Linked DNA regions of Mus musculus: region 1 is linked to region 2. Evidence: chromatin loops called from intact Hi-C (ENCODE). Cell type or tissue: left cerebral cortex. All regions are shown on one strand. Links, peaks and the distances in the headings refer to the core of each region. The heading gives the core; the rest is flanking DNA.

Evidence for each region. Peaks named below come from ENCODE experiments on the same cell type or tissue, not always from the same donor. Only the 100,000 strongest peaks of a DNase experiment are listed, where the experiment ranks them.
Region 1: it touches region 2 in a loop (2.2-fold over the local background); 3 of 42 quality-filtered maps call a loop at or near these places.

What each region holds. Positions count from the first base shown.
Region 1 is chr1:63,761,571-63,764,494 of GRCm38, reverse strand. All of the region lies in intron 2 of 4933402D24Rik (RIKEN cDNA 4933402D24 gene), which reads left to right. Among named protein-coding and RNA genes, the nearest start is that of 4933402D24Rik, 6.2 kb to the left of the region's middle. In left cerebral cortex, for the core only: a CTCF peak has its summit at 1,182; DNase peaks (open chromatin) are centred at 428 and 1,121; H3K27ac peaks cover 969 bases.
Region 2 is chr1:64,708,567-64,711,490 of GRCm38, reverse strand. It overlaps Ccnyl1 (cyclin Y-like 1), which reads right to left. Exons shown (of 10, transcript NM_001097644.1): 5 at 38-73. Among named protein-coding and RNA genes, the nearest start is that of Ccnyl1, 19 kb to the right of the region's middle. In left cerebral cortex, for the core only: a CTCF peak has its summit at 1,397 (motif pointing right); a DNase peak (open chromatin) is centred at 1,425.

The DNA.
Region 1 (2,924 bases), core at 118-2,617, 950 kb after region 2:
AGGAGAATCAAAATAGCTGTGCAACCATCAAAATCTGTCCCAGAATTCCCCCCCACCCACCCACTGAAGCCGATAACGATGACTACATCATAGGGTCGTTGTGAGAATCAAATCTCTTAATGTAGTGCAGTGCCTACTACAGAGACAGCGGTATCCAACATATACAATGATTAGATTCATTAGTGCCCTGTAAATTCCCAGTGTAAAATACAACAGGGTTACTTCCCCCTTCGATGCCTAGGTTCTGTCATTTTTGAATAAGCTTAGTTGCTATGGTTACCTCCCAAAGACACAACGCTGGAAAAACGTGTTGGAAGATGGGGATTGATGGCAGAAGGCTTTAGTGGACGACACAAAGCAACTTCAGCAGTGGAGACGTTTTAATACATGTGAGCAGTCTCCCTTGGAAACCAAACTCACATTTTGCCAAAATGGAAATGAACCCCAGAAGTGCAGCCTCAGGAACTCTGTGCATGGCCTCTAGACGAGACCCAGACCCCAGATCTCAAGAAGAGACCCAGACCCAAGATCTCAAGAACAGCATCTCTGGCCCTGACCCAACCCCAGAGCACCTCAGTTTCCTCTCCCAGGATCTGACAGTCACAAAGATGTAAGTTGTTAGACAGCCTTCATCAGATGCTATTACTTCTGTGTCGAAGGAAAACAAGGTGGCCAGCAATCAAGTTCAGAAAGAAGTGGGCAGAGCAAAGAAACATACACCATTTGGTGTTTATGCACTAAATAATAATGGGCAATTCCTGCTAAATTCACTAGCAGCCATTGATGTGTGTTCTGGGGGCAGGCAGAGGTCTCACTTCCTCTCAGCCCTGTTCACTGAGCAGAGTGATGTTAACAGCCCAAGCCGAACCCTCCCCTCGGTGTTGCTTATAAATGGGTTTTCATCTATGAAATCAGCCACAGCTCCAGCCACTCTCAGTGAGTGAACAAAAGCTGGCCTGACCCTGCTTCCTGTTTCCAACACAAGCAAACCCAAGGCCCTAAGAGGCCTGGCAGACCCAGGGTATTGTATAGCCAGTCCTACTGAAAAGACTCTTTCTGCCTGGTCATTTTTTCCCAGACATTCCAGGGAGCTGTCCTGCTCTTATTTGAAATTCTAACCAGAAGAAAGTCACCCCTGAAAATACCAGGTGCCCCAATTTTCTTTTCACGATGATTCAGCACCACCTAGGGGACACTGCCATTCATTTCTTGTCTTTTCTGTCTCCAGCTCCTTGTAAAGTACTTCTGTCCTCCTGACTCTTGCCCTATGAGAAAGCCAGAGGAGCTCCTCTGCACATGCTTCTCAGACTTCAGCCTAAGTTCAGCTGGAAATTGTGGGCAATTAGCTTACTGCTCAGTGATCACTGCTGAGAGCTGTGGGTCATATCCATAACTGAGCCACAGGGAATTTGCCTTCCTATTATAAGGAGCACCGGATGCTTAGCATCAACTGTAGGGCATGGCATAGAAATGTACTTATAATATGCATACTGGTCTTTCAGATTGGCTTTTAGCATCCCAATTTTACAGAAGAAATTTAAGGTTATGGAAAGTAGAGAGACTTCCCCAGACTTCAAGTCATGGAAGACTTAGTCTTCACTATAAAATGATTTGTTGATATGCTACTATCAGTTGAGTCTTCATAGCAGTGGGCAGCTCACTTAGGTGAGTTATTATCATTCAAACAGATCACTCTAAAGCCTGTTGTGCCATTCTAATAGCAAATACTCAAAACATACATCTAGGTTGAGGGCACTGCTGTAGGAGCTGTCTGTGAGCTGTAAAACAACACTTCATTACTTGAGCAGCAAGTTGCAGGTTAATTGAAAATATGATGCTATTCCATGATGCTGTGCATGATCATCTTGCAGGTCTGTGATCGTAATCAGTAGGATGGCTTGGGAAATACTGGTATAGTGCTGTGAACTTAAGGTTGGGAGAGGAAGTCAGAACTTGGCTATCCTTTCCCCCTAAATGTTATCTCTTAAGAAAACTACTTAAATCCCTTATCAATGTTCCTAATCTATGGAATTAATATAAAAATTATCAGTAACCACCAAATAAATGCAGCAAGATAAATGAGATCACACTGTAAAATGCTAGTACAGAACCTGGCACATCATTGGCACCTAATAAATGACCATTAAGTTATTTAACTTAATTATTCACTCGGTTCATCATTGACCTTGGCCCGACATGGCTTTCTGCTATTTCTAAAAAGGAAATTGATGGTGAGCAGACTTGGTTACATAAACTGTGCTTTGGTAATATACACTTCATTGAAAACTAAACAACAAAGTTCCTTAGGAAAGGAGGATGATAAAGGATAAATAATCTTTGGATTAGGAGAGCTTCTAGAAATGAGAAATTAAACAATGAAAAAGTTTGTCCTTCCAGACAGCAAATCTCTGGGGTTGGAGCACACACAAGGATATAGTATGTAAACAAAACCTAAGCATCCATCCACAGATGAAGGTATAGCCCAAATACACTGTTTACATACAAGAGAATATCTATTACTGTACTTTAGAAATTCCGACACATCAAAAGGAAAAGGGAAAGTTTCCTGTGAGTCTTCTTTTGAGAGTATTTAATTTATAGGGGTTGGGAGCATGGCTCCGTAGTAGAACACTCATGTGGCATGAAGCATAAAGTCCTAAGTCAGTATGCAGTACTGAAAAAAAAAAAGTACAGATAAAAATTAAATGAGGGTGTGAGGTGGAATCTCCGGATCATTTTGATTTGCATTTCCCTGATGGCTAAGCATGCTGAACATTTCTTAGGTGCTTCTTAGCCATTTGAGATTGCTCAGTTGAGAGCTGTTTAGCTCTGGACCCCAATTTTAATAGGGTTATTTGGTTCTCTAGAATCTAATTTCTTGAGATTTTTGTATATTTGATATTAGCCCTCTATTGGATGTAGGG
Region 2 (2,924 bases), core at 197-2,696:
ATCAGCTGGGATAGGAAGTTGGATTTAACATGCTCACCTGTTCTTTATGTGGTAATATATTGCTAAGGTCACACTGTGAAAGGAAAAAAAATATTTGAAGCAATTTGTTTTCTCATTTTCAAGCAGGGCTGACTTCCCGGGAAGCCCTGATGTCCTGCAGTTAGAACAGTACCATTCTACTTACAGTGCTCTGATTTCTTACACAACTAGACAACATGATTTTAGAAGACATATGATTTCTGTTGACTATGGCCATGTAAAAATGCTTATCTATCCCTCCTATCATTTGCCCTTCTACCTATAGAATCTTTTGTTCTGTGCAAGTTGCAGTATTTGTACATATGTTTAAACTTTAAACAGTAGGAATTTCGGATTAGGTCTCAGATTGCAGATGATATCCATTTAACACCACAGACCATTAGCTCCCTAAAGTAAGTAATGAAAAGTTCTGCATATTGAATAAAAGCATTTAAAATCACTTCTGTATGATTATTAGTAGCAAACTTAGTAAATATGAATGAGTGCCCACAAATCTGCTGATAAGACTAGCTACCCTGAAGTAAGTAGTGCTTTCAGTATAGCACAAGGTATAGTATTAATGGCAGGTATTCCGAATTAGTTTAAGTGAAATATTAGTAAGTAGACACGACCCTTTAGACACTATATTACTTTACTCCTAAGTTTGCCACAGATGATGTAAACTAGGGAACAAAGGGTTCTATTTGCCATCTGCCCATACCATCTAAAATGTAAAGTGAAAATGTTTGAGGGAAGGCAAATCTGAATTTTAGAAGTAGTTGGATATAAATTTAAAAATTTGAACTTTGTAACATTATTGGCATAAAAGATGGATACTTCTACAGTGCTTCAGTTTTACCCTCAGACTGATTTTTAAAATCACACACAAAAAAAATTGGTTCTGAAAAGGACACTAAGACTTACACAACAGTTCACCCAACAACCACTTTTATAGAAAAGGGAGGGGACCAATGTTTAAAACTCATGAATCTAAGGTCCCACACCAGGTGGGCAGGCACAGTTCTTTATTTTCATTAAGCAGTGGCTCCTAAACTTTGCCTCACACCAAAGTCACCCTGATATAAGATTAGCTCAAGGCATTCTGATAAACTGGCATTGGTTTAAGTCTAAGGTAACAAGTTCCCAGGGTGACTCCACTGTGCTGAAAAGGCTGGGAAGGGGTTAAGGAAGATCAAAGGACTTGCTCAGCCACTTTCTGCCAATGGCATTAATGCCTCACTCCCATCTCCTTTCTTAAAGTCATCTGAACTTATCTATGAATTGAAAGGAAGGCAAAACTGAAAAAATGCATGTGCTCACAGACACGGGTTTTTTCATTTATTTTATGTATGAGAATTCTATCTGCAGGTACACCTGCATGCCAGAAGAGGGCATCAGATCCCAGTATAGATGGTTTTAAGCAGACAATGCTCTTAACCAACGAGGCATCTCTCCAGGCCATATTTCTCTTGTCTTAGAAACAAAGTCTCATGTAGCTGAGGTTGGCCCCTAACTTGCTATGTAGCTGAGGATGATTTGAAACTCCTGGATCTTGCCACCTCAGCCTCCCAATTGCTGGGAATGCAGATATGAGCCACCATGTTCACATGCAGGCATGTATACTGAAAAAAGTTGTATGAGTCAAAACAGTTTTTTTTGTTATTGTTTTTGTTTGTTTTGTTTTGTTTTTTGATACAGGGTTTCTGTGTAGCCCTGGCTGACCTGGAACTCACTCTGTAGACCAGGCTGGCCTCAAACTCAGAAATCCGCCTGCTTCTGCCTCCCAAGTTCTGAGATTAAAGGCATGCGCCATCACTGCCCGGCTAAAACAGTTTTTTAATTTCCTCGAAAATCATGCGTTGTTGCCTATGATAAACATTTTTCAAAATTTGCTTTAATCTTTTTGGTAAATGTTTACTTCACCAAGTAAATTTACTGACTTTTAAAATATAATTAAAGAAAACAAATTAAAAACTGTACTTTCAAAAGTAGATTCCTAAAAGTTAGACTACATTGGAATTGGGAGAAGGGGATGAAAACTATTGGTGTGACCAAAGTTACTCTTTAAAAATATACAAATTGCATATAGGAACATCAGAATTATTTGAGTTCAAAATGATCTGAGGACTCTAATGAAACTTCCGTTATCTTTTTAGTCTCACAGATTGAGGCTTTCCTAAAAACCCACACCCAGGAATTATTGAACAGATGATTAACTCAAGACCCGCAGAGGTGGGGCTCAGTTTTTGCTGAAACACAATTTAATCTCAACTGTTGTTTTAAGTGTGAAAGGAAAGATAAACTACAACACATGAGAACTTGCAGATTTTAAATGAAGAAATTACTGATAATTGGCCAGTTTTTTCTAAAGCTAGGATATTAGAAACAAAATTAGAATTATAAGCTCATTATGAGTTTTAGACTGAGGAGTAAAATTAGGGATTAAAAGCATTAGCACTCTAAAATCAAACATTTCCCAAACTATGTTAAATAAAAAAATCAATAGTTAGAAACCAAGGAATCGGGTTCCCTGGGAAGCTCCAACCCTGCGCTCTTCTCCTGTCACTGTCGCAGGAGAACTCACCTCCGACTGTAACCTATGCACGGGGCTGCTCCTGTACTATGGTGCCAGGAGAGGACAAACTACTCAGAGTAGTTTCTGAAACAGTAAGCATTGTTTTAGGCCTATAACTGATCAACCTGGACACATCTATCACGTTCATCAGTGCTTTCACAACATAAATGCACCTGACAGAGGCACATTTTCCCTGGGATTTCTTGTTTGCTAACTGGCTCTCCTTTCCACCATGCAGTCTAAGATAAAATGGAAACTGAAATTTTACACTTAGTCCCTTAAAAATCAGTATCTAATTGACCCCAATGTCTTAAACTTTGTCTTAACATGA